Regions from separate parts of the Homo sapiens genome. Here regions 1, 3, 4 and 5 are each linked to region 2. Evidence: chromatin loops called from intact Hi-C (ENCODE). Cell type or tissue: OCI-LY7. All regions are shown on one strand. Each heading gives the region's core, and the rest is flanking DNA. Links, peaks and the distances in the headings are about the cores only. Region 1 has its middle 530 kb from the start of LRRTM1. Region 2 has its middle 430 kb from the start of LRRTM1. Region 3 has its middle 550 kb from the start of LRRTM1. Region 4 overlaps CTNNA2 (catenin alpha 2). Region 5 overlaps CTNNA2 (catenin alpha 2).

What was found. Hi-C counts contacts between places; a loop is a spot of excess contacts. Peaks named below come from ENCODE experiments on the same cell type or tissue, not always from the same donor. Only the 100,000 strongest peaks of a DNase experiment are listed, where the experiment ranks them.
Region 1: a loop joins it to region 2, with 9 times the contacts of the local background. A loop is called at or near these places in 1 of 110 quality-filtered maps.
Region 3: it touches region 2 in a loop (2.7-fold over the local background); 1 of 110 quality-filtered maps calls a loop at or near these places.
Region 4: a loop joins it to region 2, with 3 times the contacts of the local background. A loop is called at or near these places in 1 of 110 quality-filtered maps.
Region 5: a loop joins it to region 2, with 5 times the contacts of the local background. A loop is called at or near these places in 1 of 110 quality-filtered maps.

The regions. Positions count from the first base shown.
Region 1 is chr2:80,827,371-80,833,675 of GRCh38, reverse strand. No RefSeq gene overlaps it. Among named protein-coding and RNA genes, the nearest start is that of LRRTM1, 530 kb to the right of the region's middle. In OCI-LY7, for the core only: no CTCF peak of the experiment used is centred there; a DNase peak (open chromatin) is centred at 2,595; H3K4me3 peaks cover 1,777 bases; H3K27ac peaks cover 3,405 bases.
Region 2 is chr2:80,734,535-80,740,839 of GRCh38, reverse strand. No RefSeq gene overlaps it. Among named protein-coding and RNA genes, the nearest start is that of LRRTM1, 430 kb to the right of the region's middle. In OCI-LY7, for the core only: no CTCF peak of the experiment used is centred there; a DNase peak (open chromatin) is centred at 3,549; H3K4me3 peaks cover 438 bases; H3K27ac peaks cover 3,241 bases.
Region 3 is chr2:80,849,608-80,855,912 of GRCh38, reverse strand. No RefSeq gene overlaps it. Among named protein-coding and RNA genes, the nearest start is that of LRRTM1, 550 kb to the right of the region's middle. In OCI-LY7, for the core only: CTCF peaks have their summits at 2,944 (motif pointing right) and 3,709; a DNase peak (open chromatin) is centred at 2,992; H3K27ac peaks cover 483 bases.
Region 4 is chr2:80,322,872-80,329,176 of GRCh38, reverse strand. All of the region lies in intron 7 of CTNNA2 (catenin alpha 2), which reads right to left. It overlaps LOC107985904 (a long non-coding RNA gene), which reads right to left. Exons shown (of 2, transcript XR_001739570.1): 1 at 6,227-6,305; 2 at 1-2,144. Among named protein-coding and RNA genes, the nearest start is that of LRRTM1, 21 kb to the right of the region's middle. In OCI-LY7, for the core only: CTCF peaks have their summits at 2,587 and 2,789 (motif pointing left); a DNase peak (open chromatin) is centred at 2,756.
Region 5 is chr2:80,528,545-80,534,849 of GRCh38, reverse strand. The region is part of intron 9 of CTNNA2 (catenin alpha 2); the gene reads right to left. Among named protein-coding and RNA genes, the nearest start is that of LRRTM1, 230 kb to the right of the region's middle. RefSeq lists an enhancer at 4,313-4,442 and a silencer at 4,903-4,952. In OCI-LY7, for the core only: a CTCF peak has its summit at 3,312; a DNase peak (open chromatin) is centred at 4,219; H3K27ac peaks cover 1,202 bases.

The DNA of each region.
Region 1 (6,305 bases), core at 688-5,687, 93 kb before region 2:
ACCAAATTGTTTAGTTGCATCATTATTTTGTGACAATGAATTTACTTTTAGAAATTGTATTTCCATTATCTTAGAATAGAGATACAATTTGTCTAACGCAGCACTTCCGAAATGAGTATTTCAGCAAAAGGAAGTATTCAAAGGAAAAACAGGAATGTAGCATGCATAAACCACTTTCACCTTTTGATTCTCTGAATATCTTGATTTCTATAACTTACTTGTTTTAAGCAGAGTTTTGGAAGTTCAAGTAGTCAATTAACTAGGCTGATGAGAGATTACAAATGTATAATGGAAATGGAAGTTTAATAATTGTAACCTGGCGGTAGGATGAAAACTGCAAAGAGCTCATTTTCCCTTCTCTCTGCTCACATTGTGGTCCACGTGGTCAAGCAATATTTATAGGTCTCTGACTATCCCATAAGTAAAAACCAGAGAAAGTACTTACATTATGGAAGATTTCACTATATGCAAAGCATTGTAACCAGACATCATTACCATAAATTTTCACTTGGAAATCTTTCTATCAGCGCCTCTGTCTGCAAAATGAAAACCTAGTGATTATAACCAACATTGTGGAAAGCAAAGACATTCTAATGCAGAGTAAAGAAACTACCATTAAGACTCTTATGGGTCTGGTGAAACTTATGTATATTTTAACTGCACTTGTTTTAATGAGCTCAGTTCTAGATGGTGTGTAATCTCCTAATCAGTCATTTCTAACACCTCACTTCCACGCCCCTGTACAGTAAATTGTATCTTCCTCTATGTTCCTGTTGGACTGTATTCATATAGATACTGTTTCATCTGTCCAACTCTATTAGTAATTTAATTACCTGTGCATGTAAATTATGAGCAAATGGAATACAAATACCATTGTTATTGATCATTGTATTTCCCATCAGTCCAAACCATATCAAGAGTTAAATCAAATTCTGAGAGGACTCAAGAAACTTATAGCCTATTGAGGGAAGGAGAAACATAAGGATATGATAAAGCAGGATAAGGGAAATAAGGAAGATAAGCTTTGAATATTATGGGAACATAAAATGGGCAACATTGGCCAGGCGCAGTGGCTCATGCCTATAATCCCAGCACTTTGGGAGGCTGAGGTGAGTGGATCACTTGAGGTCAGGAGTTTGAGACCAGCCTGACCAACATGATGAAACCCATCTCTATTAAAAATACAAAAATTAGCTGGGCGTGATGGCATGTGCCTGTAATGCCAGCTACTCAGGAGGCTGAGGCAGGAGAATCACTTGAACCTGGGAGGCGGAGGTTTGTGAGCCGAGATCTGCCATTGCACTCCAGCCTGGGCGACGGAGTGAGACTCCATCTCCAAAAAAAAAAAAAAAAAAAAAGCAAGGGGCAACAACATCCAGCCTCAGCCTCAGAGAGTTAAAGGAGGCTTCTTGGAGAAGGAAGTATTGGACTATTTTATAAACTAGTGAATCAGTCTAACTAGATTGCTGGTAGGTGAATAGTCATTCTATGTAAAAGAAAAAGCACAACAGGATGCATACGAGAAAATAAACATCTCAGTGATGCTAGATTATATTGAAAAGCCAAGTGGCAAGAAATGAGGCCATGCATCATCAGATTGGGGGCACGTGATGGAAGTGGCTGAAGGACTTGTTAAAAGAATTTAGACTTTATACTTTATTAATGGCCAGGCATGGAAAAATTTTTAAAAGGAAGATAAATTGTCATATTTCTATAGCTACATGCTATTATTTTGTGTGAAGGATGAATTTGAAGTGAATAACACTAGAGACCAGGAGCCTGACTGATCTTAATAATGGCTTCAATAATTCATGTAAGAAATTGTGGGGCCTGAAGTTATGTGATAATGGAGGTGAGGAGACAGAGCCATGCTTGGTTCTCTACTTTCGCTTCACATTAGAATACTAAGAAGATTTTAAACATCCTGAAATTCAGCACCCACCCCCCGACCATTTAAATCAAAATTTAAACTGAATCATTGGTACATTTTAAAGTTGTCCAGGTGATTCCAATGGGCAGTCAAGGTTGTGAACTCTTGAACTAAAGACATTTTTAGGCGGCTCAATGAACAGGTTTTGGTGCTTGATTGATTGGGGAGCGGGGGGTGGGGGGGGGGAGGTAAAGAGACACAGGTGTTAACTATGAAACCCAGGTTTCTAGCTGAGGAGACTGGGTTGATGCTGGTACTAAATAAGAAATAGAGGAAGAGGAGGGCTAGGTGAGTTCGGTTTACACACATCTATCTGAAGTGTCTACAGAGCATACAGGTGATGTTCGATCATTAGTTGGTTATATATCAAGAAAGAGAAGAGGTCTGGGCTACAAGTTTACAGGTGAACAGCAAGAGTCTTCTAGAGCAAGGGCACCAAGTTGTACAGAAAAGCAGAAAGAGACTTGAACCTGCTGAAAACTTTCAAGAGGTGTGCAGTAACAACTGAAAGAACTACAACTGAGTATGCAAAGGTGACACTAATGACATTCTCTCTGAGCCAAGCAGAGAACATTTATAGAAGGTTATGGCAAGCACAGAGTTCAAGAATTACACAAACACAGACACAGGTGTTAATGATTGGTTATATTTAGTTGTAGAAGTGCGGCTATCAGAGTGTGTCTGTTCGTGGTTGGCGGTCTTTCAGAAGCGGTTAGTGAAACAGCTGTCATTCTTTGACTAAATGGGTTTCTAGCCCGTTCTGGTGGTCACTTGTTACTAATACAACTAAAAAATTAGTTCTTGCCCCAAAAAACAACATTTAGCTGCTTGTTGGCATTTGTTACTGAATATTTGTTTCCTATTATATTAATTTAAGCATTTATTTTATTATTTCTTTCTATTCTCTTTAGAGATATTTTGTTGTTTCCTGTTGTCTAAAGTTGATGTTTCAGATCTCTTTTCAGCCTTTTTTCTTTACAACTAGAAACATTTAAGGCTATAAATATCCCTGTAATTATCACTTTAGTGCTGTCCCACATTTTATTTGTTTTTTAAAAAGACCTTTGAAGATGTTTATTCTTTCATTAAGTCAGATTTTTGAGGTTCAATTTGTAGTCAGTAATAGTCACCTTTTGTAGGTGTATAAGTTAAGTTTTTGACAAATATACCCAGTCATATATATTCACCAAAACTAATATGTAGATTATTTCTTCAAGCATCTCTTTTATGTCTTGATACATATTCTGTTTTCTAATGTGAGAGTCTCCATTAGATACATTAAATAAACATATCTTTTGTATCTAATTCTACAGTCTATTCCCCATGATCCCCTGATCTTTTATTCATGTTTCTTTGTTTTCTTCTGTTTTGTGTTTTGTTCATTTTAACTCTGAGCAAACATTCCTCAAAAATTCTCTGTGGAAATTCTTTGATACTTTTATTAAAATTGTGTTCCTTCAAAAGTAATTTTCTCTGCTTCTGTTGGTTATCTGTGGTCACTACCAGCCTGTGAGCACTTTCAATTAAGTTATCTTCTTGAGTTTTTTTGAAATACATTGGTAGCATGTGTCCAGACCATAAACCTATATAGGGAATATTCTAGCCTCCTTCCCCTTCTCAGTTCATCAAGATCAAGAAAAACTAGTTTTCTTAGTATTTGCCCATTTATTACTTTTTCATCTTTCAGCTTTTGCAGTAGTCTTCTACTAAACTTCCATCATAGTTGCTTCCAATCTCTTGCCTCTCGTGCAACCATTGAAATGGAACCACTGCATCACAAAGTGAAGGCTGGCTTTGGTCCTCACTTTCATAATAATCCTTGCTTTTACTTCATTTTGGCTTCTGCAAATGTCAGCTCAGTAATGGATTTATAATTATTGTTTTAGTACTTTTCCCACATTCGTAGTTTGTTTTAATCAAGAGTGCCAGTTAGAGTGTCTATTACACTACACTGTGGGAAATAGAAACCAGCTTGTGTATTTTGAAAAAGATCCCAGGAAAGTCTATATGTACACCAAAATTTGAACACCACTAAACTAAATCTCATAAAATTTATTACTATCTGTATGCAGAGTATGTATGGTAGCAAGAATCTGAGCAGAAAAATGAAAAACAAATTCTAAAACATAAATGTTACAATAAACACAAAAGAACGAACCAATCATTTAGGCAAATTCAACCCGAATAAATTAGGCATGAATACAGAGACTAGCCACTCTTCACTCCTTTACTGTGCTGAAGAGGTTCAAAAAAAGTACAATCACAATTCCTGCATGATATGACTAATAATCATAAAACTATTAGACTTAGAGAAATATATTAATGGTCATATATCAAATGAGTTAATGAGCTACTATAATTATAAATGCAGAGAAGGTATAGTTGCTACAAGTAATCCTTTAGAAAAAGCTAGACTTGAACTAGGTATCACGAGTTGAATATGTGGAGATGGAGAAGGAGTGATGTGATTCCAGGTAAGGGCAAAAATGTGATGAAAATCTCGGAGGTAAGAATGAACACAGAAAATCCAGGCTGGAGTGCAGAGATTCATCAACCAGGCTAATAGAGTAGCATAGTGACAGCCCATGTGGAATGTGAATATGGTGTCAGAGAACCTGAACTCAACTCCTGGCTTAACTAGCATTATCACACACAGATGAGAGGGTACTTACTGTTTGATTGGGAGTAACTAGTCTTGAACAACTAGTTAAATTATTTAATCTTAATTTTAAGTATTAACAGACATAACTCTTTAAGCAAGGAAGAGACCGAAAGCAGGAAGACCAACTCAGAGGGAAGACGAGAGGTATTCTGAGATATGCTAGGCTCAACTAAGTATCATGAAAGTGATTCCCAGGTAACATCTCATTCCAGAATATTTCAAATTTACTAATAATGACAAATCCTATTCAGATATATATTACACCTGACATTTAAATGCTATTTCTTGTCCAACCCAAGGAAGACTCAAAAAGGATTGATGTTTAAAAAAAATTCCCCTTGATTGTAAGATTTCCTAGTGCATATGTTACATGAGATAGGCTTCAGCTGTGACAAGGAAATGGCATGCATATAATATATTCTTGTAAATATGTGCACAGTGTTATTTATTGACACTAGTGCTATAATAAACCTGTGGGCAAACTTACGAAAAAGTATGTATGATTCTTGTGAAATACTAACATAGATTTTATGTCCATCATCTTTATATATGTGATATTTTTCCATTGTATGTGTTAGCTAAATGCTAGAATAAAGATACATATATTTCCATTCTATTGAAAAACAGTATTTTTAATGCTCCTGATTATTGTTACTCTTCCTTTAGTCGACAAAGAAAAGAAGAAGGTTGGAGAGTGGTGCTGGGATTACAAACAGTTTATTAAGCAATTACCATGTCAGGTTCTTCACATACATGAATTAATGTTAACATTGATAGAAACACTACTAGTAAATACACTTGCACTCCCAATGTTGAAACTGGATGGCAAAGCTTAAGTAACTTGCTCAATTCTGCACAGTGTAACAGAGAATGGTTTGGGCAAATGTCAGATTTTTCAGCCTACACTACTCAACGAACCAATCATGACATATTATAGCGACTGAACCTCTAACTCAGGAGTGCAATGGAAACATACTTCATGAGTATAAATTATTATATGTGAAGACTGAAAAGCAGAAAGCCATTTGTGTGTGTGAGAGATATACGATTATTTATGTAATATCTGTATTATATACAGTAATATACATCACACACATATATATGTATATATAGAATATGTATATATAGAATATACATATATATGTGTGTGATGTATATTACTGTATATAATACAGTATAGATATATACTGTATATAATACATATATATGTATAGAATATGCATATATGTGTGTGTGTGTCAGGGCTCAGAACATTATACTTTGGCATAATGAATAATTCAAGCTGAAAGAAACTGCGAAAACCGCAGAAGCAAGCAGGTCATTCTCTTTTCCTCCCCCCCATGAAGACGCTTATGTGACAGTAGTTCTGTCCTATATCTGGAGGGAAACAATGACACACACAGACGCTAAGAAGAATCTGAACAAACAAGCCTTGCTAAGCTCCCCCTGGTTTACTGCTATTAAATTATACCCCTTTGTCCTCCAAACACACTTTTGTGTGACTGTCCATAAAGATACAGTTTTCCCTGAGTCTCTGGGTCTTCATTTTTGAATGTTCCCATGTCACCTAAAGCTCTTTTTTAAATAAAATATTATGCTCTTCTTTTGGTAATCTGCCTTTTGTTTTAGGGATCTCAGTAACAGGTTTGGAAAAGATATTATTCTCCCCTACACATATATAATATATATAGATATGCTTTAAATATATATATA
Region 2 (6,305 bases), core at 630-5,629:
TTTTTGATGGGGTTGTTTTTTTCTTGTAAATTTAAGTTTCTTATAGATTATGGATATTAGAACTTTGTCAAATGGGTAGATTGTAAACATTTTCGCCCATTTTGGAGGTTGCCTGTTCACTCTGATGCTAGTTTATTTTGCTGTGCAGAAGCTCTTTAGTTTAATTAGATCTAATTTGTCAATTCTGGCTTCTGCTGGAATTGCTTTTGGTGTTTAAATCATAAAGTCTTTGTCCATGCCCTTTTGCTAGCCCTGAATGGTATTGCCTAGGTTTTCTTCTAGGGATTTTATGGTTTTGAATTTTACATCTCAGTCTTTAATCCATTTTGAGTTAATTTTTGTGTAAGATATAGGAAGAGGTCCAATTTCTGTTTTCTGCATATGGCTAGCCACTTTTCCCAACACCATTTATTAAATAGGGAATCCTTTCCCCATTGCTTGTTTTTGTCAGGTTTGTCAAAGATCAGATGGTCATAGATGGGTGGGGTTATTTCTGAGGCCTTTGTTCTGTTCCATTTGTCTATATATCTGTTTTGGTACCAGTACCATGCTGTTTTGGTTACTGTAGCATTGTAGTATAGTTTGAAGTCAGGTAGTGTGATGCCTCCAGCTTTGTTCTTTTTATTTAGAATTGTCTGGGCTATTCAGGTTCTTTTTTGTTCCACATGAAATTTAAAGTAGTTATTTTCTAATTCTGTGAAGAAAGTCACTGGTAGCTTGATGGGAATAGCATTGAATCTACAAATTACTTTGGGCAGTGTGGCCATTTTCACGATATTGATTCTTCCTATCCATGAGCATGGAATGTTCTTCCATTTATTTGTATCTTTTATTTCATTGAGTAGAGTGGTTCGTAGTTCTCCTTGAAGAGGTCCTTCACGTTTTATTCCTAAGTACTTTATTTTCTGCTAGCTTTTGAATTTGTTTGCTCTTGCTTCTCTAGTTCTTTAACTGTGATGTTAGGATGTCAGTTTAAGATCTTTCTAGCTTTCTGATGTGGGCATTAAGTGCTATAAATTTACCTCTTAACACTGCCTTAGCTGTGTCCCAGTGATTCTGGTACGTTGTCTCTTTGTTCTCATTGGTTTCAAATAACTTATTTATTTCTGCCTTAATTTCATTATTTACCCAGGAGTCTTTCAGGAGCAGGTTGTTTGATTTTCATGTAGTTGTTCAGTTTTGAGTGAGTTTCTGAATCCTGAGTTCTAATTTAATTGCACTGTGGTCTGAGAGACTGTTATGAATTCTGTTCTTTTGCATTTGCTGAGAAGTGTTTTACTTCCAATTATGTGGTCAATTTTAGAATAAGTGCCATGTGGTGCTAAGAAGAATGTGTATTCTGTTATTTGGGTTAAAGAGTTAGATGTCTATTAGGTCTACTAGATCCAGAGCTGAGTTCAAGTCCTGAATATCCTGTTACTTTTCTGTCTCATTGCTGTGTCTAATATTGACAGTGGGGTAGTAAAGTTTCCCACTATTATTGTCTGGGAATCTAATTCTCTTTGTAGGTTTCTAAGAACTTGTTTTATGAGTTTGGGTGCTCCTGTATTGGGTGCATATATATTTAGGATAGTTAGCTCTTCCTTGTTGCATTGATCCCTTTACCATTAATGCCCTTCTTTGTCTTTGTTGATCTTTGTTGGTTTAAAGTCTGTTTTATCAGAAACTTGGATTGCAACCCCTGCTTTTTTTTGCTTGCCATTTGCTTGGTAAATATTCTTTCATCCCTTTATTTTGAGCCTATGTGTGTGTTTGCGTGAGATGGGTCTGCTGAATACAGCACACCAGTGGGTCTTGACTATCCAATTTGCCAGTCTTTTAATTGGTGGGATTTAGCCCATTTACATTTAAGTTTAATATTGCTGTATGTGAATTTGATCCTGTCATCATGAAGCTAGCTTGTTATCTGGCACATTGGTTGATGCAGTTTCTTCACAGTGTCATTGGTCTTTACATTTTGGTGTGTTTTTGCAGTGGCTGGTACCAGTTTTTTTTCTTTCCATATTTAGTGCTCCCTTCAGGAGCTCTGGCAAGCCAGGCCTGGTGGTGACAAAGTCCCTCAGCATTTGCTTGTCTGGAAAGGATTTTATTTTTCCTTCACTTATAAAGCTTAGATTGGCTGGATATGAAATTCTGGGTTGCAAATCCTTTTCTTTTAGAATGTTGAATATTGGCCCCTACTTTCTTCTGGCTTGTAGGTTTTCTGCAGAGAGATCTGCTATTAGTCTGATGGCTTCCCTTCATAGGTGACCTGACCTTTCTCTCTGGCTGCCCTTAACATTTTTTCTTTCATTTCAACTTTGGAGAATCTGATGATTATGTGTCTGGGGTTGATTTTCTCATGGAGTATCTTAGTGGTGCTCTCTGTATTTCCCAAATTTGAATGTTGGCCTGTCTTGCTAGATTAGAGAAGTTCTCCTGGATAATATCCTAAAATGTGTTTTCCAACTTGATTCCATTCTCCCCATCACTATCAGGTACACCAATCAATTGTAGGTTTGATCTTTTCACATAGTCCCATAATTCTTAGAGGCTTTGTTCATTCCTTTTCATGCTTTTTTCTCTAATCTTGTTTTCATGCCTTATTTCAGCAAGGTGGTCTCCAATCTCTGATATTTTTTCTTCCTCTTGATCAATTCAGCTATTGCTACTTGTGTATGCTTCACGAAGTTCTCATGCTGTGTTTTTCAGCTCCATCAGGTCATTTATATTCCTCTCTAAACTGATTATTCTAGTTAGCAGTTCTTGTAACCTTTTATCAAGATTCTTAGCTTCCTTGAGTTGGGTTAGACATCCTCCTTTAGCTCAGAGGAGTTTGTTATTATCCACCTTCTGAAGCCTACTTTTGTCAATTCATCAATCTCATTCTCTGTCTAGCTTTTTGCCCTTGCCGGAGAGGAGTTGTAATCATTTGGGGGAGAAGAGGCATTCTGGCTTTTGGAATTTTCAGCGTTTTTGCACTGTTTTTTTCTCATCTTCGTGGATTTATCTACCTTTGGTCTTTGAGGCTGATGACCTTTTGATGGGGTTTTTGTGTAGGGGTCTTTTTTGTTGATGTTGTTGTTGCTTTCTGCTTGTTAGTTTTCTTCTAACAGTAAGACCCCCCTTGTGCAGGTCTGCTGCAGTGTGCTGGAGGTCCACTTCAGACCCTGTTGACCTGGGTATCACCAGTGGTGGCTGTAGAACAGCGAAGATTGCTGACTGCTCCTTCTTCAAGAAGCTTTGTCCCAGAGGGGCACTGGCCTGATGGAAACCAGATGGCCTGATGGCATCTCTCCTGTATGAGATGCCTGTTGACCCCTTTTGGGAGGTCTGTCCTGTCAGGAGCCACAGGGGTCAGAGACCCACTTGAGGAGGCAGTCTGTCCCTTTGCAGAGCTGGTGCACTGTGCTGAGAGAATCCCCCTTGTCAGGATCAGTGGCTCTCTTCAGAGCTGGCAGGCAGGAAAGGTTAAGTTTACTGAAGCTGCACCCACAGCCACCCCTCCCCCCAGGTGCTCTGTACCAGGGAGATGAGAGTTTTATCTGTAAGCCCCTGCCTAGGGCTGCTGCATTTCCTTCAGAGATGCCCTGCCCAGTGAGGGGGAACTTAGAGAAGAAGTCAGGCCACAGCTGCATTGCCTTGCTGTTGGTTTCAGTAGATTTATTTAGCTTACTGTTAAATACTTACTGTGGTGAATTCTGCTGTTGGTTTCAGGTAGATTTATTTAACTTACTGGTAAATACTTACCGTGGTGAATTCCGCCCAGTCCAAACCTCCCAGTCTCCTAAGCACTGTCAAGGGAAAACCGCCTTCTAAAGCCTCTGTCATGGTGGATGCCCCTCCCCTGACCAAGCTGGATCTTCTCAGGTAGACTCCAGACTGCTGTACTGGCAGTGAGAATTTCAAGCCAGTGGTTCTTGGTTGGCTGGGCTCCATGGGAGTGGGACCTGCTGAGTGAGACCACTTGGCTCCTTGGCTTCAGTCCCCTTTCCAGGGGAGTGAACAGTTCTCCTGTGTTACTGGGGTTACAGGCACCACTGGGGTACAAAAAAATCTCCTGCAGCTAGCTCAGTGTTTGCCCAAATAGCCACCCAGTTTTGTGCTTGAAACCCAGGGCCCTGGTGGTGTAGGCTTATGAGGGAATCTCCTGATCTGAGGATTGCAAAAATCTGTGGGAAATGCCTAGTACCAGGGTGAGTAGCACAGTCCCTCATGGCTTCCCTTGGCTGGGGGAGGGAGGTCCCTGGCTCCTTGCACTTCCCAGGTGAAGCAACACCCCACCGTACTTCTGCTCACTCTCTGTGGGTTGCACCCACTGCCTAACCAATGAGATAAACTGGATACCTCAGTTGGAAATGCAGAAATCACCCACCTTCCGTGTTGGTCTCACTGGGAGCTGCAAACTGGAACTATTTCTATTCAGCCATCTTGGCCCCTCCCTGATAAGATCAGTATTAAGTTCTTTAAATGAATTTTTAAGATGTAATTCTTATAGCAATCCTATAAGGGTAGTTATGCCCAACGCCACATAGCAAATATCTGAGCTATGATATAAATCCAGGCAGTCTGAATTGAAAGTTTATATTTCTAACCACTAATTTTTTAAATATGTCATAGGTCAAAATCTAATGTAATTACCATGCTAGAAAATACTCCCTTAAATAGGAGCTACAACTATGCAACTGCCCAATGGGTTCATTTTGCCCACTATTCACATGGAGCCAATTCATCAAGACAGGGGAATTGCAATAGAGAAATAGTTTAATTCATTCAGAGCTGGCTAAGCAGACCAGCTTTTATTATTACTGAAATCAGCCTCCCCCAAAATTTGGAGGCTAGAGTTGTTCAAGGATTGTTTGGTAGGCCAGGGAATTGGTGTTGCTGAGTGGTTGAGGATGCTAGAGTAGTGGAAAATGGTCCTTGTGTGGGCTGAGTCCACTGTTGAGTGGGGCACAGAAATGGTTGTTGGATCCAGCTGGAGCCATCAGTGGTCAGAAATGCAAAAATCTGAAAAGATATTTCCACTTTTACATTCTATAATAGTGATTTTATCTGTAGGAGTAATTAGGGAAGTTGCAAATCTTGTGACCTCTAGAATAATGTCTGGTTATCATTCCACCTAGTCCTTAGCAGAATTCAGGCACCTTCCATACTCTTAACCTAGGGCATTTTCTTAGCTTTACAAAAGTGGTTAAGTTTTTGGGAAGGGCTATTATAATTTAAACTATAAACTAAATGTCTCACAAAACTAGCTTTACCCAAGCCCAAGAATGTTTAAGGGCAGTTTGGCAATTCAAGGCAAGATGGGAGTTGGTTAGATTAGACCTCTTTCACTATCATAATTTTTTCACTGTTATAACTTTTGCAAAGTTGGTTTCAAGTAGATTTATTTAACTTACAAAATGAACTTCCTATTTACCTTATGTAGCTTCCTAGGTTAACCTCACTAATAAACTTTGGTGTTATTTTTCCTATTTAATTTTACTGTTGTCCTTCTTCTTTTGCATACCACTGTTTGTCTTGGTAAAGACATCAATTTGAAGATAGAAATGTCAAAAAAAAAACTCTCAAGCTATAAACAGAACAGAATATAACATGCATATTATTGAGAGGATTTTGAATTCTTAGAAGCAGAACTTATTAGAGAAACACATTGTGTCAACATACCATTCATATTGATCTCAATAAATTCAAAAAAATCTCCACTAGAGTTTCTCCTTTGAGTTAAAATATTATTTACATAAAGGGAATTACAACCTGAGAATTTCCACTCTATTATACCTGGGTAGATGCTGATGCCTTTTTAGAAAAAAAAAAAATAAAGTTTTTTTTTTTGTCTTTTGGTTTTTAATTTATTTAATTTTTCTGGGTACATAGTAGGTATATACATTTATGGGGTACATAAGATATTTTGATACAGGCATACAATGCAGAATTATCACATCACAGAGAATGGGGTATCCTTCACCTCAAGCATTTAACCTTTGTGTTACAAGCAATTCATTACACTCTTTTACTTATTTTAAAATGTACAATTAAGTTATTGACTGTAGTCATTCTGCTGTGTTACCAAATAGTAGGGCTTATTAACACTTTTAATTACCTTTTTTGGTACCCATTAGCCATCCCCACCTTCTCCCCCCAACCCCCATCCTCTGGTAACAATCCTTCCATACTCTATATCCCATCGTCCATTGTGTATATGCACCAATGGATACCATTGTACCAATAGTATTTCATTGTGTATATGTACCAATGGATATCAATGGATCAATGAATAAAGAAAATGGATAAAATATTTACACATTCGTCTGTTGATGGAC
Region 3 (6,305 bases), core at 873-5,872, 110 kb before region 2:
TGCAAGAAGAGTTGTCAGTAACTATCCCCATCAACTAAAGAAAGTTAATTTCTTTTTAAATATGTGTTCTAGAAAGGCGAATGCACTTACTCATTTATATGTCGGGTATACTTTACCATTTCCCAAAATGTGTTCCACAGAACTTTAGTCCCACAGGACCAAGCAAAGTCCTACAGGACTGAGCAAAGAGGGCTACAGGATAAAATAAAATGTGAGATCTATTACATAAACTTACTCTTGAAGTTTAGTTGGACACATTTGCACATTAAAGGCACTGAGGAGTTCTGCAGCAAGGAAACTAGCACAGTTGTGTTTAATTTTATCTTTTCTAAAGTTACCTGGCAATAAAACCTCTTTTTCTTGATAACAATAAATTTTAACAATCTGTGTAACATACTCATTGGAAAACCTGTTTAGTCTGCCAGATTTGTTTTCAGCATCCCAGGGGGATAATAAATGAGATAAAGAATGAGTGGATGCTGAAGCCTTGGTGTTTAGGACATCCAGAGCAGGAAAGGTGAAGCACATGGGGCAGGATCCAGGAGTCAGGGTCCTTGGGATGGGAGTGCAGTGGGGAAAGGAGGACCCAGAGGATAAAAAAGACATCACCAAACCATGAGATATTCAAAGAAGAAAGAAAGAGTGCAAAGAAAAAAAAAAAAAGAAAAAAAAAATTCTAAGGCCACATTTTATCTACTTAGCTAGATTAATAGTGTAAAATTACTAGAGGCAACAATCACACAGGAATAATAGGTAAAATCCTTGAGGGTAGTCAAAGGGTCTCCAAATTGCTTTGTAAGAGGATCTTCTAACTCACCCACAGCACTGTGAGGTTCTAAACAAGTGCTGACCTTGTACTTGACATTGCACTCATATGGCCATGGCTCCAGTAGTAGCTGGAGTGCTGCATTCTTTTTAACTACTGATTAAGAATCATGGAATTTAAGACTGTGAAGATCTGGAATGGGCAGTAAAGTACATCGTATTTAATGCCTCATTTCTGAGTGAGGAAACCAAAAAGGGAAAATAAAGAAGTGTTTGGCTAAAGGCATTCCATGTGTTTAATGTTGGATCCATGACTGGTTAAGAATTTAAAGTTTGAAATCAGAAGAGCATAGATTTAAATGTAGGGTGTGTTAAACATGTAACACAGGCAAGTTATTATTCACTCAGCTCTAGGACTTTTTTCCTCAAAATGTTTCAAAAGTAATGAATGAGATAAAATGGGTAAAATGGATAGTACATTGTTGCCAGATAGTGAATAATAAATGGCAGCTTGTCATAGTAGTGATTATTGTAACAGTAACATCACAGAAGAAAAGAATCAAACAAATTGCAAGTTCAACTTGAAGAGCCAAGAGGTTCTTCATTTTGTCTCTTTGTTTCATTTATTTGAGTCACTATCTGTATTAGTCAGAGTTCTCCAGAAAACAGAACCAATAGGATGTATGTGTATGAATATAAATACAAATCTTTTTATAAATGTATATTTTGTATATATTTTATACATTTTATATATATATATATAGAGAGAGAGAGAGAGATTGAGAGAGAGATTTGTTATAAGAGAGTCGTTCACATGATTGTGGATGCTAACAAGTCCCAAGACCTACAGAATGAGTCTGCAATTTGGAGACAGAAGAGTCAGTGGTGAAGTTCCATTCTGAGTCCAAAGACCTGAGAAGGAGAATGGATGGTGTAGTCCTTATCTAGAAGACTGGCAGGTTCAAGACCCAAGGAGAGCCAGTGTTTCAGTTCAAGTCCAAAGACAGGAAAAAGCCAATAGCTCAGTTTGAAAGCATTCAGGAGAATTCTCTTACTCAGAAGAAAGTCAGTCCCATTTCTTCTTTTTCTATTCAGGCCTCCAACTGATTTAACAAAGCCCACCCACATTAGGGAGAGCAATTTGCTTTACTAAGTCTGCCAAATTAAAAGTTAATTCCATCCAAAAACACCCTCACAGAAGCATCCGGAGCAATATTTGGCTAAATATTGTTCACACTGTGGCCCAGTCAAGTCGACACATAAAATTATCTATCACACTATCTCTCAACTTATAATGAGAAATCATAACAAGTTTCCTATGATTCACATAGAATCATGAAAGCTGCTTCATTCTTATCATTTTTTTCATTCACTTACCTATCCATCTATCCATTCACATATCAGTTAATAAGATTTACTAATCATCTCTTACTTTTAGGCACTTTTTTGGCCCCTCGATTTATTGTCTCAAAAACAAACAGGAAGAAATAAAATGGGCTTTTCAAGGATCTGTCAGTGACTTCAGGAACCAAAAGGAAAAATTATTTGAGAGAATTTCTTATGTTTGCCATAGGTACAGAAAATAATCATTGGGTTTGATGAAAGCCTAAAAAGTCATTTCTTCTCTAATTCTCTCTCTAAGGCAGCTTGTAGCACAAGGCAATGAAATGCAATATAACACTATGCATAACAACAAATCTACTGTGCAGAATGCCTCTGAAATGAACCTGGACTTCCATATCACAGACATTTTCAGGGTGTTAATACAACATATGCTCTGCTAGGTATTTTCCCTTAAACATTTATACTGTGCCTCATAGTTAATAAATGGAATTTTAATGTTGCAGAACTTTCTGTAAATTATGCAAATCTTAATCTTTTGTGCATATGGATGGGTACTTCTTGAGTTCACCTTGAATCTCAAACCCTATGAATAATAGTATTTTATTTTGGAAAATGAATGAGAGTGTACAAACCTAGCGTTAATGATATAAAAAAAAAACTATGCCTTAATTAGAATCAGATCATTTTTACATCCTGACACATGTCTGCGTGAAGTCCTGGTCAGCTGAACTGTGGGAAAAGAGGATGCTCTGGAATTGATCCCTGTGATTCAATTATAATTGGCAATTGCCCTTGTCATCTGTTATCTGGAACTCTGCAACCACCTCTGCTGTGACAGCTGGCTTCTTGTAAGGCTCTACCAAGAGGGGGAGGTAGAGGGAGGCTCAAGGCTGGCAGAAGGAGGGACTGACTCCTCCCGGTTTGGTTTTTTGCTTTCTGCCCTTGTCAGTTGTGCTGAGCAATGTTTCTTTATTCCAATAGCAGCAGTTCCTTCCCTAGCAGCATATTAATTCAGTTTGCAGGTTTTTCCAGCACTTGCAGTACCAGCTATTTGTGCTCACTGAGAGAAACCAGCACCAGGAGGCCAGTAACTCCTCCTCAGAGATCTGCACCCCAGCCCAATGAGGCCCCTCCTCCAAGGTCCCCTCTTCAAAACACAGACACCATCCAGAACAGTATTTGGCTAAATATTTGGGTATACTGTGGCCCAGCCAAGTCGACACATAAAATTATCTATCACACTATCTCTCAACTTATAATGAGAAATCATAACACGTTTCCTACGATTCACACAGAATCATGAAAGCTGCTTCATTCTTACCATTTTTTTTCATTCACTTACCTATCCATCTATCCATTCTTGGCTACTGCTGAGTAGCCAAGTAGTGTCTTCCCTTTGGAGTTCTGCACCCCATCCCCAAGAGGCCCCCTCCTCCAAGATCAGAGACACCAGCCCCAACTGAGAAGCAGCCCCTCCTCAGTGGTCTGAGTTTAGCTTCCTCGAAGAGTTTACATTTTAATAATTCTCATATCTTCTCTTTGTTACCTTACTCCTAGTGGTGGAAGCTGTTTCCTGCAACTGCTTCCTCATTGATACCTTGATGTCCTCTTACTGCCTTTTCAGGTTCTTAGTTAATATTGTACCTAGTTAAAAATCCTTTATATTAAGGCCTCTCAGTTAAAATTAATTACTTGTGTGGTTTCTTTCTCCTGACTGGATCCTGACTTAAAGTTTTACTCATCTGGCAGAAATAAAAAAGATGTTTTTTCTTGCTCTACTCACCTTTCCACTCACATACAGATGCCCAATCCTCTCATGCTTTTCTCATCCTGCCTCCTGTCTTTATGTGCTTTCAACTGGATGTTGGATTGGAGACTACAAAAGCAATTCATTTGCGAGCCAGAAGGACCTGCTAATAATATAAATATCATGCTAACCCTTTCAGTATTATATGTAATCTAAAATGGGAAAAGCCTTTATTGGAAGAAATATATTTTAACAATTGAATCTGAGTATAAATAATAGGTATATGATCAAGTGGAGCGAATGTTTTAGATAAGAGTTAGAAGAAAGAGTCTTCTTGCGATTTGAAGTCAGATACAGTTCTGAATGTAGCAAGTATTTAATATACACTATGCAAAAGCATAGGACAATTTATCTCCTTATTTACCACAATAAATGGTCTAAGCTCCAAGACATGAGAATTGCTAGGAGAGCAGATTTCTGGACTCAAACCTTTAGAGATTAATACAGTGGTTCTTGCAATCTGCAGATTTAATTAATATTCCAAATGATTCTAATTTAGGTCGTTCATGAATTACAGGATCATAATTATGAAATGAAGACAGAAGAGGGGGACAGACTTTGAAATCAGGAATGGGTTGGGATAAAAATGTTCTTCAGATGTATATTTCTGATCTGAGAGTTTTGCCTAAGTATTCAATGATAATTGTGCCTGTATCAATTTCTCTTCAAATTTCTAATAGCTTTAAGATATATAAATATAAATATGTATACACGAATGTGTGTATATATCTGTTGGTGCATAAAGCGTTATGTCTATTGATTGTCAGAACAGTCTCAAGTATTTTAATGAGTCCTTTCCTATTAATAACATCTCAATGAATCTGTTAATTCTACCAAACCAGTGAATCACTGAGATGGTGATACAAACGTATATTTGTTTATTAACATTATTTTCAACATTTTAACATTGACATCTCAATAATATTGAAAACTGAGGGAATTTTACCATGAACATTTAAATATGTATCACCCAGACTCCACTATTAACAGTTTACTCTCTTTGTTTCATCAGCTTTTTCCTGCCTCAGCTGAGTAGCTGAAACCACAGATGTGCACCTCTATGCCTGGCTAAATTTTTTATTTTTATTTTTGTAGAGATGGGGTCTTGCTATGTTTCACAGACTTATCTCAAACTCCTGGCCTCAAGCAATCCTCCCACCTCAACTTCCCAAAGTCCTGGGATTATAAGCATGAGCCACTACAGCTGGCATAAAGTTCTGAATGTAACAAGCATTTAATATATACTTATCCTGGATAATGATCAAGGGCTAGAATATAAAATCGTTGTGTTGTCTTCTTATTGTGAGTGGGGAGTATCACCTCACTCCTCATACAGCATGCATTCATCTAAAATCTACCCTGAGTTTTCTCCCAAACTTTTAAAGAAATCACTGAATAGGGACTTCTTAACAACCAGCTTGCAAATCTGGCATTAAACAACCTAATTTCCTGCCTTGAATCTCATCCACCACACAAATATTGAATAAATCCAGTTGGAGGAGAAAAAAAGACTCATGGCTTCTTATCTGGATATAGAATATTACCAATTGCGCATGTGCCAAGAAAAATGAAAATCTTTGTCCCAAAGATTGTCAGTTAAGGTCGAAAAGCTAGTGACTTCAGGTCATACACATTTTATTTTCTCCTCTTGAGATACAGTGTTCTATTTATTATATTGTCAAGAAAGATGATAGAACTTAAAGAATCCAGGAGCTCCTGTAATATAAGAGAATGATCTTATAGTCTAGGGGTTGGCACTAGCCTATACACTAGACTGTACTAGGTGGTGTACAGCTATAGAACAAGGTAAACAAGGAGGGGCCGGGGCCAAGCTGAACAATGAGTGTAATGGCTGGGGTGGTAAGCAAGCAAAGGAACAAGATGAAGGACAATTCATGTGCAGAAAAATGTGTGTGGCTGCAAGTTATGGGATGAAGTTGATATCAGAATCCAGAGTACCTAACCATACTTGAAGGTATAGGAAAGTCTAGTGCCAAATAGGCTGGTCAAAATAGGTAACAAGGAGTTTTAGCTTGGCAGGACCACAGGAAGTTTCAGAGCCTGACAGTAAAAATGTTGAGGATGACCATTTCAAAATTTAGTCCTACCAAAAAGAAATAGGTAGAAATTAAGGAACAATAACAACAACAACAAAACAAGTCTAAAACCAGAATACTATAAGCATAATACCAGTGCTAGGACTATAAACAAGTATCATACAAATATGGTCTTAATTGATTACCACAAGAAACTTGTAAGATTGGTATTCTCATAGTACCCATTTTGCAAATTAGGAAATGGTGATTTACTTCAGTAATGTGCCCACAATTAAACTTGGTGGCACAGCATAAATTTGCCTAGATCTGCTCGATACTAAAGACCACATGTT
Region 4 (6,305 bases), core at 424-5,423, 410 kb after region 2:
AGCTGATACCTGCTTCACATCACATGGACAGGGGCAAACAGAGTTTGTGTGATTCTCGGGAACTTTCTGCAAATATTTTTAGTAAATATTATACAAAAAGTAATCAAAAGGAATACCAACTGCACTGTACAAACTTACATATAAACTTATACAGTCATAATGACACTCCATAATGGCATTTTGGCCAATGGTGGACTGCATATATGACCATAATCCCATAAGACTGTAATGGAACATATATAGAAACCTGATACATGGTCCTTCATATTGGCATTGCAGATCAAGTAGCGAAAATGACTTATATTCCGTAATGGTGCTGGGACATTTAGTTTTCCATATGAAAAATGTATATAAATAAAAAAATACATACCATCTAGGTTTGTATAAGTACATTCTACGATGTTCGACCAACAATGAAAACGCATTTCTCAGAACATATCCTGTCAATAATGGAAGCATGACTGTCATCAAACATACACAACATGCACAAATACATTCACACACCATTTAGCCCTTTTCACAGGCAAGATTCCTAAGCAGCCTCTGATTTAACTTCTGGCTGTAATCAACTTTTGTGAGCTGAGGCTGCCCATAACCAGCAAAGCCACTTGAGAAAGAGTCTACAGTCTCTGTAAGAGGATCAGGGCTGACCCACTCCAGCCACTAGGGCTGACTCTCTGGACTACCTGCTGCTCCAGATGACTGCTCCAAATCTATTCCCCTCTACACTGTCCTTCCTCTCAGTAGGTCCCTCAGTCTGGCCCCTCAGCCTAGCCATTCCCCTATGGAGAGTCACTTTCCTGCCACACACAAACATGCCTTTTTACCTCACACAACTTGAAGTCACCACATGAAAGGTTCCAATGCAGCTTCCTCATTCAGGACAGAGCAAAGAAGGAGTTGTTATCGGCCCTTTAATGAGGAACTGATCATGCTTCCCTGACAAAGACAGATAATGACAAAACCCAAAAAAGCAGTCCATCTGCTCTCTGATTGCTGGGATTAGAATGTGGGTGAGCGAGGAGACAGGGACAAAGAGTTTGTTGCTGTAAAGAACAGAATGGAGAATCCAGAGAGCTCTCCTCATCACTCCAGAATCATCAACTGTTCACTTCTCATTTCATATTAACTGTGAAATACATCTAACAGAGTGCTAGATAAGCCATCCATGTTAATAAGTCAACATTTCCAGGCATCCGAATTGTGGGAAAACAGAGAAAGTAACATAAAAAATAAAAAAACATTTATACATATAAAGCAGGGAAAGGAATTCTAGCTCAGATGGTTTCCCACACTGAGCAAACGGATACATGATTATCACAAAGTTGAAAGAAGGAAGTCTTGGGCATATGTTATATCTAAAGTCAAAGCAGGGGTGCAGATAGTAAAGCAGGAAAGAACAATTAGGGAATTAATTAAATAAAGCTCTGTTTATACTTCTATTGTCAGTGCTAATTATTTGTGGGTTTGAAGTAAGCTCCCCTGTCTTCATTAGTGGTTGTCAGTGAATGATAACATACTTAGATTTCCACACGTCCTCGTTGTTTCCAAGGATTGTATTTGCAGCGTCAGCTCACATTTTCACATGATGACAGTAATAATCAAGAAACTCATACTCACTAAAGCCAACTTTGCTTTTTTTTTTGTCTTAAATAAGAGGTATGTTACTGTTACTGTTTCCTTGCTCCACACTTTAGCCTCTGTCTAGTTGTTGGTATATCAAGGTAACAGCTCTTCAACTTTGAAGAAGACATGATGGTTAGGTTCTTTGGAACAGGATGAGTTAGCAAGAGTTCCCTCCACGTAGCATTTGCAGACCACCAAATCCATTCCCATCCTGTGTCCGTCCCATGTCCCTGCTCAGGCCTTCCTGATGCAAGCAAGTGCCTCTAGGCAGGAGATCTGTTTGCAAATCTGTAGGAAGCCTTACAATGAGGAATTGGTGACAGAATCCACTTGCTCATGCCTGTGATCATTAACTTTTCCTTTAATAAAAGAGTAGCAGCTATTCTTTTCTGTTGATTTCTTACAGCTGCCCTCAGAGTTACACTCAGAGAACAGCATGTGTTTGAACTTCTGCAATCCTGTAGGAGTTATGAGGATCTAGCTGGTAGGAGAAGGGGTGGGAGTGGTGGGAGCAAAGACTGGGAGGAGAGAAAATAAATGTCATCAGCGGTAGTGCCTTAGGAACACACCTAGAGAGAGAAACCAGGTTTCTAAAAAGCAAATAAATTAGGGGGCTAGGCACAGTACTTTTGACAACTGAGAAAAAGTGTGTAAAAGGGAAGGAGGGATGGAAGAGAAGAGACAGCAGAGAGACCAAAAATCACAGTGTATGAGAAATCTGACACTGCTCTTTTTTTTTAGCCAGTAACTCAGATAATCTAATCAAACCCATCTTCCTTTAAAGCTAGAGCTGGAGAAACTGACATTTTGTTTCTTTTGAAGATTTTTTTCCTTAAATGGAAAGTTTTCTGTGGTACATCTTATTTTAGAATCTCTATCTTCTCCCCCTCTCTTTTTTTAAAAAAAAATTAGAACTATTGGCTAATTTGTGATTTTGTTATTTCTAGGCACACTTAGATTGGCCTTCACAGTCAGATGCTAATGGAGTTGATTCCATTGGCAGAGGGATGGATCCACTTACCCATATCACCCTGAGCAGTACATAAAGATGAACTTCTCAGGGAGAGGCAAGGGGGGCAGGGATGGCAGAGGACAACATCTTCTAAGTATAGAAATAGATAAAATGACAAGAAGACTAGAGTTGCCATCTGCTGGAGGATGAAAAGAATGACATTTGACACTATTTGCAACAGCAAAGCTAAACTCATTAGTAAAAATAATAAATCTCCATGTACTGTGTACTGCCAGTTAAATGATACAAAATTATAGCAGTGTGTTATTATTTCAGCATGGCAGTTTTTGGATAATGTAGAAAATATATAGAGGTAGTAAAACAATAGCATCCACTTTCCCTAATTTGTACTCTACCTACTCTTAGAAGGGCTTACAAATACTGCTTTATTCCCTTTCAAATGCCAGCAAGTTCCCTCAATATGTATTTCTCACTTTCACCACTGCGACTTTGAAAATGATGATGGGGTTTCTTCTATGAGTATGCCTAGTCATTGCTTCCAGATTTTCTTTCTGCTTATGTAACATGACCAAATGCATGAAGCTCACTAAGGTTCAATAAAAAGACCGCTGGACGGAGAATCACAAGGGTGGGGTTGATAATCTGTTTGCCCACCAGCTACCAATGTAACCATAAACCAATCACTTTACTACTCTGGGTCCTGGCATTTTAAGCTGTAAAATGATAAATGCTAGGGAGGATGGGCTGCAGAATCTCAGTGATCTCTAAGGTCCTTTTTAGCTCTCAAATTTTGCAAATCTATAAGCATTCCAAACTCATGTAGCACTTATAACATGAATATTCAAGCTAAATTCTCATCATGGCTTCTACTGAATGCAGCAAAACTGTATCTAATGGCCTGATTAATCAGCCATAACCATCTTCTTTGCCAGTGAAGGGAAAAAATGTTTTCCCCCTTCTCATATTGTAGAGAAAGAGGCAGTTATTTAAACAAGATTTCTCTGATGCTGCTTTTGTTATGGTGAGTGACATAACAAAGTTCTCTGATCAGGAAAAATACAAAACAAAAAACAGCTTTAAGAACCACAGATTTAGAATGGCAAGTAGATTTACCTCTACTTTAGAATGGCAAGTAGTTTTGCCTCCAAGACCAAAAGTGGAGACTAAGGTTAAAGGATTCACCTATACTTGAATGTCTGGTTTGGTGCCAAAATGGATTAGATCATTTAATTGCCAAATACTTCCTTACCTGAAAGAAACTCATCATCCTTCTTTCCATAGCTATAAATCCTGCAAATCTACAGTATCCAAGTCAGGTATCTCCTCCTCTCTAATCAATTCTTCTCCCCTTCAGCCTAGAGTGATTCTTCCCTCTTCTAGAAACACTAGTGTTCAATGTCTGAAAAACCTCACTTGGCAAGTGACATAGTCTTTCATTCATTTATTCATTTGACATATATTTAATGAACATATTTTTAATGCCTTGCATTCTTCTAGGTGGGACAGAAGCATTGAAACCCCTGTTCTCATGAAGCTTATATTTTAGTGGGGAAGAGAGAGAAATATACATACATAGGAACATAATATCCAGTAGTAATATGTGCCATGGCAGAACATGAAAGCAGGTGCTATGATAATGATCTGATGCCTTCTTTAGATGGAGTGGTCAGGGAAGAGTTCTCTGAGGCAGTGATTCTAAATTGAAACTTGAGTGACGAAAAGGAGATGGCTATGCAAAGATGGGAGGAAGGGCATTCATAAAACAGATCCCGCATGGGGGAGATCAAAGGAAAGAGTGTGTCTGGAATAAAACCAATAAGAGACATAGTAACAGCAAGATGAGGGGAGGGAGGTGGTCAAGGTCCAGATGATTTGGAGTCTCAAGGTCACGCCAAAAAAGGAGTATTTTATTCCAAGCATTCTGGGAAATCACTTGAAGCTAAGAATTTAGTTCTCTTTTCATGTAAATCAGTCTCCCCCACATCCAAGAATTAACATCTCACCTTTTAAACATTTCTCACAATTCCTAGGTCCTCCAAACCTTTTTACATGAAAGGCTTTTTAATAAATAGCTGCTGGCTGATTGTGTTGTACATGAAATCTTTAAGTTAGTTAATAGTTTAAGTAGGGGCTTAACCCCGAGACGATCAGAGGTCATGATGATTGCAGCCCTCGACCTCAAATCCACAGGAAAGCTGAAGAAATGAGCTCAGCATGGAAGCAGAATGTCCTGACTTCGCCTATGACTTGACTCTGAGAGTCGTGAAAGTGCCTCACACTGCGAGCAGCGGCCCACGAGGATCCAAGAGAGCCCCTTTGTCGACCCCCTTCAAAGCAAAGCAAATCACCTAACTTTGGAGAGGTTCTGACAGTCTTCATATTCATGTGTCACTTAGCTTTAATTGAAACTTTAGAACAGGTAAATTTGTAACAATTCATATTTTTCATGCTCAAAAGAGTGTCTTTGTGTAAAACAGCAGCCTGAATAATGGGGGGTAGGGGGAGGATTAATTCAGAGAGGTTATTTGTTTTTTTCTCTCTTGATGCAAGCCCCATTTTTACATGCTTTTCTTTTGACTGAAGGGCAATCTTTAATTGCAGCTTTAAGGGAAGCTTAAAGAGGTCATTAAACATTATGAAAACTGAAATACCACTAATGTTAGCTGAGAGTAACCTGACTTGTTTTTTCATACTGAACTCTAGAAAAGGCAAATTCCTTGTAAAGAGTTAGGGTGGAATATCCTGCTCCACCCACCCCTAGTGGTCTAGGAGTCCTGTAAGCTATGATGGGAGGAATTTGTGGCTTGAAACCCAGGCAGATGCTAGAAACTTTTAAATCCTGATATTCATGGTGCTAAAAATACATATGGATTCACTAATAGAAAAAGAAGGAGGAGGAGGAGGAGGAGAAAAAGAAAGAAAAGAAGAAACACAAAGAACGTGATTAAGAAAATGAGAGGATGAAAGTACAGAGAGAAAGAGAAGAGGAGCTGGCAAGAGAGAAGGTCAATAAGAAACCACAGATGCTGCATAGAGGCAGAGATCATAACCTTCCAAGCATCTAGGACAGTGCCTGACACACAACAGATGCTTAAAACGTTGGGGGAGGGAGGAAAATACATGGGAAAATAAAAGAGGAGTTGTATTTGTGAGACAGCAGGCAAGCAAGGAGGAAAGAGAGAAGAGGAAAAGCTAGAAATGAAGGGGAAGAAAGAAAGGAGATCTTGGCGATGATTCTCACATCTGGATGCATATCAGAACCACCTAGGGAGACCGCCTCAAAACGCAGATTCCCAGGCCTGTTCGGAGCCCTATTACATCAGAAGCTTGGAGTTCTAACCCGTGTCTAACAAGTCAAAACCAAAAGCTCTCGCCAGCGGCTGCTATGTGCTGTGATTTGGGAACCCCACTGAGCTACACGAAAAGCAGAAGAGAAGAAAGGTGCGACCAGTGTGCAGTGACAGAGCCGGTGCCAGCACTGACCCTGGTCACTCCTCAGAGACAGGGCACCTGGGGGACCACGACAGGGCACGCACTTCTCTTCAAGAATATGGCTCATCTTCAAGAACTAGAGTTCCTCTCCGGTTAATACCCGTTCTCCCTTTTGCCTGTTCCCAAATTACATACCCTTCAGTGATGCCTGGAATGGCAAGGGGTGGGCTACAAAGGGAACTGCATGGGAAGGCGGCGTTCTCTTTTGCCCATG
Region 5 (6,305 bases), core at 714-5,713, 210 kb after region 2:
GTTTTTGCTCCTGTCGGAAGTGAAATTTCTGCATCAGGAAAATTGTTATGGCACTTGTTTACCTGTGACCATAGTCCTTGCTGAAAGGTCCCTGGAATAAGTGAATTGCCAATTTTCCAGTGCTACCAGCATTGCATCCCATATTCCTCAACACTGTTTCTTCTTGACTTCTCCACCAACATATCATCCGAATGTCCTTCTAACTATTCGTTCTATAAACCACAAGTGCAAATCAGGATTGCTCAAGTAGCCACTTCACATTTTCCCAGCTAGACTGAATTCTTGCAGGACAGAATCCCTACTTTACCCCTCCACACATATCTGGGATCACAGTTGCTGAATTCCAATTTTTTGAATTTACTAACTCCCACAAACTCTCTTCATGTTGTATAGAAGACCACTCAATTTGTCATAACTTAGTCATACATAGGAGGGCACTCAGTTCTATGATCTAGAATTAGGAGGAAGTATAACTTTTCTGTATCAGTTAATCAAATAAGTTTATCATCAAATTAGCATACACCAGCTAATATCAAGTGAACCTTATACAACATCCTGCCACATGGTACAACGAAGAAATTTGTTCATGGTCCCACCAGGCATTGTACCCTTGACTACAGTTATACATCTATAAAAACACAAATCTGCATTTTCTAGAGCTCTTCTGGGATGAAGAGCAGCTCTTTTGCCTGTGTTCTTAGGGATACACACACCACTAGCAAATGCTGTTTGCATGCCTCTGCCCAAATTAAAGTGATCAGTCTGCCCTGGTGACTTTAATGTAGGTAATCACCAGCTCACATTCATGAACAAATTGATGTGCCCGCTTCATAGCTGAATCACTCAGCATAAATCTATGCCCTTCATATATAAAAACCTCAGTGGCTTAAAATAATACAATAAAGCATCACCTAATGCCTTCTTGATGCTGGCTCATCAATAATGTGTGGTTATGTGAAAAGGATAGGAGAGGCTTATCATGTCTTACCTTAAACCATGCCGGGAATGTAATGCCCTTTTAATTACTAAAGGCATCAGGGGATTTTGTTTTCTCCATCTTTACATGGAGGAACTAAAACCTTGCAACTCTCCACTATTACTTAGTTTTCAGCATCTCATGTAAGTAAATGAAATCTCAACTTATTTCCAGTGAATACAACATGTTGACCTTCATATATGTGGGCTGCATATTAGCAGGATGAAAACTCCAGGATCCATCTCTGGCAATGCAGGAGGGCTGCACTGAACCATCCGGTGCTTGACATTTAACGGAAGCCAAGGAACGTTTCCAGAATGAAGATCCAGATGAATAAGTAAGTGCAGCTATTCTCTAAAACCTGGTCTCCTACATTTCCAGATGACAAGTGGAAGTGTGGAGTCAAGGCCATATCCACAATGCAGGATGAATCTAACCATCCTAACCAATATTGGATCTGTGACTACAGCCCGCTTCACACAGAATAAGGAAAACAGTCAGGAGTCCCCAGTTTATGTCCCACATTGCCTTCTTTTTTTTGCGGAGGGGATGCCTCCGCCAATTAAACTAGCAATCTTCCAAGGTTCAATTCAAAATCCACGTGTTGCTGAAGGCATCCCATTCACACAACCAGTAGAAATAGATCTCTTCCAAACACCTTCAGGCTTACTGGCTGTGCTACCCATTGCAACTTACCACATACTATTGCCTTATCCATTATTTATTATATGGATGGAGGATACCTACACACGGAATTAGATGTATAAATCAAAGATACACACATAGCTATCATGTATCTTCAACTAAATTTCCACATCTTTGAGGATAATGGTTGTATTTTTATTTTCATCCTTGTGGCTCCCATGGCTCCCCGTTCAAGACCTTGTAAACAGTAGCTATAAACGTAGTTCCAAGGCAGCCTCCCTGTCATGGGTGCTTTCTTACCTCCTGCTCCCATCTGCCCTTACCTCTGGGGTACAGCTCTTTCTTATCGCTGTTGGTTTACCTAGAAAAAGATGCTAATTGATTAATCAAAGTAACTATTCACTAAGGTCATATTTTCTTCTCCTAGGTAATATAACACCTTAATCTAATTAAGATGTTCCTGAGCCCTTTCGAGCTTTAAAAAAAACACACACACAAACCAAACAGTAGTTCCTTCTAATCCATGGGAAATACCTTCCAAGAACCTCAGCAGATACCTGAAACCACAAATAGTACCAAGCCCTATATACATAATGTATTTTCCTGAACATGCATACCTACGATAAAGTTTAATTTGTAACCTGGGAACAGTAAGAGATTGACAATAACTAGTAATAAAATAGAACAATTGTAAAAATATCCCAGCATTATTACTCTTGCACTTTGGAGCCATTATTAAGTAAAATAAGGGTTAATTGAACATAAGCACTGGGATACCTCTACAGCAGATCTAATAACCAAGAAGGATACTAAGTGACGAAGGGGCACATAGCCTCTACAGTGCATATGCTGGACAAAGGAGGATTGACATTCAGGGTGGATGGAGCTAGAGGGTGCAAGATTTCATTATGCTATTCAGAATGGCACTCAATTTAAAATGTATGAGTTATTTCTGAAATTTTCCATTTAATATTTTCAGACCACTGGTAACTGAAACTCCAGAAAGCAAAACTATGGATAAGGGGGGACTACCATATACTGTTGAAATTTCAGGCTCCCCAGGCAGGCTTTTGGGGAAATACATAAGGACAAGGAGTTTTTTCCTTAAACTCTGTCAACCCTATCTAAAAGTTCTTTGGTCTTTTCTTCCTCTGACCACCTGTTTCTATAAATAAAGTCATATTGGAACACATCTTTACCCTTTTATACATATTGCCTATGACTGCTTTTGCATGACAATGGCAGATTTGGGTAGTTGTGACAGAGACCATATGACCCACAAGCCAAGATCTCTTACTATCCCTTTACAGAAGAAGATTGCCAACCCCCAGTTTAGATGAAAACTTGGTGAGATTTAACCATTTAATTTTTTCAGACCTGTCAAATATGCCAAAGCATCGTCATAGCAGGAAATGAGAGAAGTATCAACTTATAGTATTTATGACACAAGTAAAATCAAAGTTAAGTGGATCGAGGAGAAGCACAGGTTCTTAAAGAATAAAAATATGTGCCCCTCCCAGGTCTCCTTAAAGCACAAAGTTCTGGGGCCAGAAAACAAACAAACAAATAAAAAACCAGGAGGAGATAGGCATGGAGCAGAAGACCCAGAAGGACCTCTAGGATATTCTCCACCATCCCAAACATTGACAAAAGAAGTTTGCAGGTGAACAGAGAAGCAATTCTGAGTCAGTACTGCCATCTGGCTTACCTCTCAATGTAGCACCATCAACAACCTCTTCCTGAAACTGGAGGATCACTCTAGAGGCCTCTCTAACCAAGAGGCCAATTGTGCAGCCTTTCATCTGTGGCCGTATCCTTCTTGGATATCCACTTCCTTATCACTTACTGCTCCATTCCTGGCTTTAGCAGTCTGTATGGGTAGCCCAAGACAAAGCCCTAGAGTATATCTAATAGAAGGTACTAGTCCTCATTGGCCCCTTGGTAAACACCTGGTCTGGCCACTGCAATGGTTACTGCCCGAAGGAGAAGTCCTGGGAACCTGTGTCACAACTCCAGAGGGTTCCTAAGTAAATCACAGCAATGGGAATATGGGGTAGGGGAGACAACCTGACTGCTGTCCTTGACCGCACCAGGGAACTGACTAAAGAAATGACCTTTGAACCAACTCATTCCCCTTAACAGCTCCCTCCCTGCCCTCAGAACCTGTAACCCCTGCCTCCTATTACCTGCATTGCCTCATGGACTCTTTCCAAGCTCAACCCCTCAAACCTGTTCACTCCATCTTACCTGAGCTCTAGTGCCACCTCTTCTTTTCTTTCAGATCTTTATTGCATTTTCCCCCATGTTCTCTCATGAAGTTTTAATTCTCTCCTTAGTGTATAAGTTCAAGCTTCTTTGGGTGCAAAGCACAGCTCCCTTTTTCCATGCTTTTCCCCTGGGAGCAATCCCATCCATTCCCAGACCAGGTGGTAGGCCAGATCCCTCAGTCATCAGAGAGGGAAAAAATCAAAGAGTTCTCCATATCTGCTGTCTTAGGCTCATTAAACAGTGCTATCGAAACCATCCAAGTATTGCAGCACCATCTCTGATACTCTCAAATCCTCCTCCCACGTGGTCAGGCTCATCCCAGTTCTGCTTTCTTTATATGACTTCATACTCTGGTTCCTGACACCTGCTTCAAGTTCTCCTCTGCTTAATACCACTTATGAACAACGTTTCCTGGCTATCTAATGTCACTAACCCATCAGGAAGGTCTCCCCACTTTCATCATACCTGCAACTATTAGTTTCTTCCTGTCTGTGTCCTGCAAAACACATACACAGTCTGACAAGGCCTCCTGGTTTTCATTGATAACCAGTGCTCTCACAAGTCTCTCCCGAGCTGGAAGCTCCCTTGTTGAGTGCCCTACAACTCTTCCTTTTATGGGCCACAAACTGCTACTGAGGGCTGCAATTGCAACAGCTCCTTGCTCAGCTCTGAAATCTAATATTTCCATGATGCTCAGAAAGCAGGGCAGAGCAGTGCCGGGGGTGGGCAGGAGGGTTATTTCACGTCACCTGGGGTTATTTCACGCCCTCTCAGAAAGGGCTCTGCCACATGGAGTCCCTTTTTTTCCAAGGTGACCTTCGAGTAACCACTGCTGCCTTGTTGGGCAGCAGATGCATCCCTCACAGTCCAGAGCCATGGTCAGTAGTGGACCACAGATGCATTTGCTTTCACCTTCAGGCTCTCAGGAGACCATGGCTAGCTCTAGATGAAAGGCGCAGCTGCACTTTCAGAAGTGTACACAAACCCCGAGCCAAAGTTATGCTTGTAACCAACACCCGTAGGAGCAGGCCAAGCCCCATGGTGCCCTTCAAATGTGCCTCACCTTAGCAACTCTCTACAAGTGAAATGTTTTACTCTCATCCTCAGTAGGTCATTTTTACCCCCCTCGCTGAATCAGTCTGGGTGAATGGCCAGTCTGACCTTTCAATCTGCTACGTGAAATAAAGCTTAAGTTGGTGTTCTGACTAATAGTACCAGAGAGAAGCAAGCAATGAAATTCTATGTAACTTGCTTCTGTTTAGTTTTGTGCTCTAGAGGCTGGCTGTTTCGTTATTTAACCCCAGGCTGTTGCCTCAAATAGGCTCTGCAATCTTTTGTGGGATCCAAGTTTAGCAAGCATACTCATTGTGTGAACACCAATAATATTTTTCAGGTGCACCTAGAGAAAGGGAGAGAACAAAAGAGGGCTATAAAACTATTTGGAGGTCTTCATCAATGTAAGTGCTTAGTTAAATAAGCAATAATTGCAATTATTGTTTTAGCATTCCCTGAAGACAGAAAATTTAACTTTCAAATGTCTTAATACCTATTATTTCACAACAGATTATGTACACATAGATATACTTTTCCATTGGTATTTAGTTATAAACTATGAGTAACAATCTATGTCTATGGGCCAAATATAGCCAGTGGCTCGTTTTTGTATGGTTTTAAAGCTAAGAATGGTTTTACACTTATAAAGGGCGGTTAAAACACCTACATACAGAAAAATCTGTGAGACTCCATGTGGCCTACAAATCTGAAAATAGTTACTATTCTTACCAATAAAAGTTGGCTGACCCCAAAGTATGATGGTATACCTATAAAAACTACTCTGGTGTTTGTCTGCCTGCCCACCAGGACATGAGTTGCCCCAGATGCTCCAATCCCAGCAATCTTTGCCACTGATCAAGGAAGCCATCTCTGCTCGTATTTCCCAAGTTCCTTTCTGGTTGTGTTCTTCAAAGAGAAGGATCTTTTTATTTCTCATCTCTTAATACTTGTTTATTTATGTTTACATAACCCCTATGTCACCATTCATTATTCCACCAGATACAGCTTTTCCAAAAGTCTAATCTGTCCTCAGGGACTGAAGAGCTACAAAGTTTGAGAATGTTCCAAAGAATATGTTAGAGACTCACGAAGAATCAGTGTAAAAACATGTCAGAGGCAGCAGCCCTCCAATCTGGGCAAAAACTCCCAAAGGGTCTACTTTGAAGAAAAAAGCCCTCTCTGGAATGAGTAATTTATTTTTATTTTTATTTATTTATTTATTTATTTTTTTGGTGGGGGTTGCACCTTCTATGTGGTAGAACCCATGAGATTCATGATCATGCCTGAAGTGTGGAGTTGGGCTCACATTTCAGTGTGAGACAGTTTGGACGGCAGCTTTGGTACCCAGAGCATTGTCCACAGG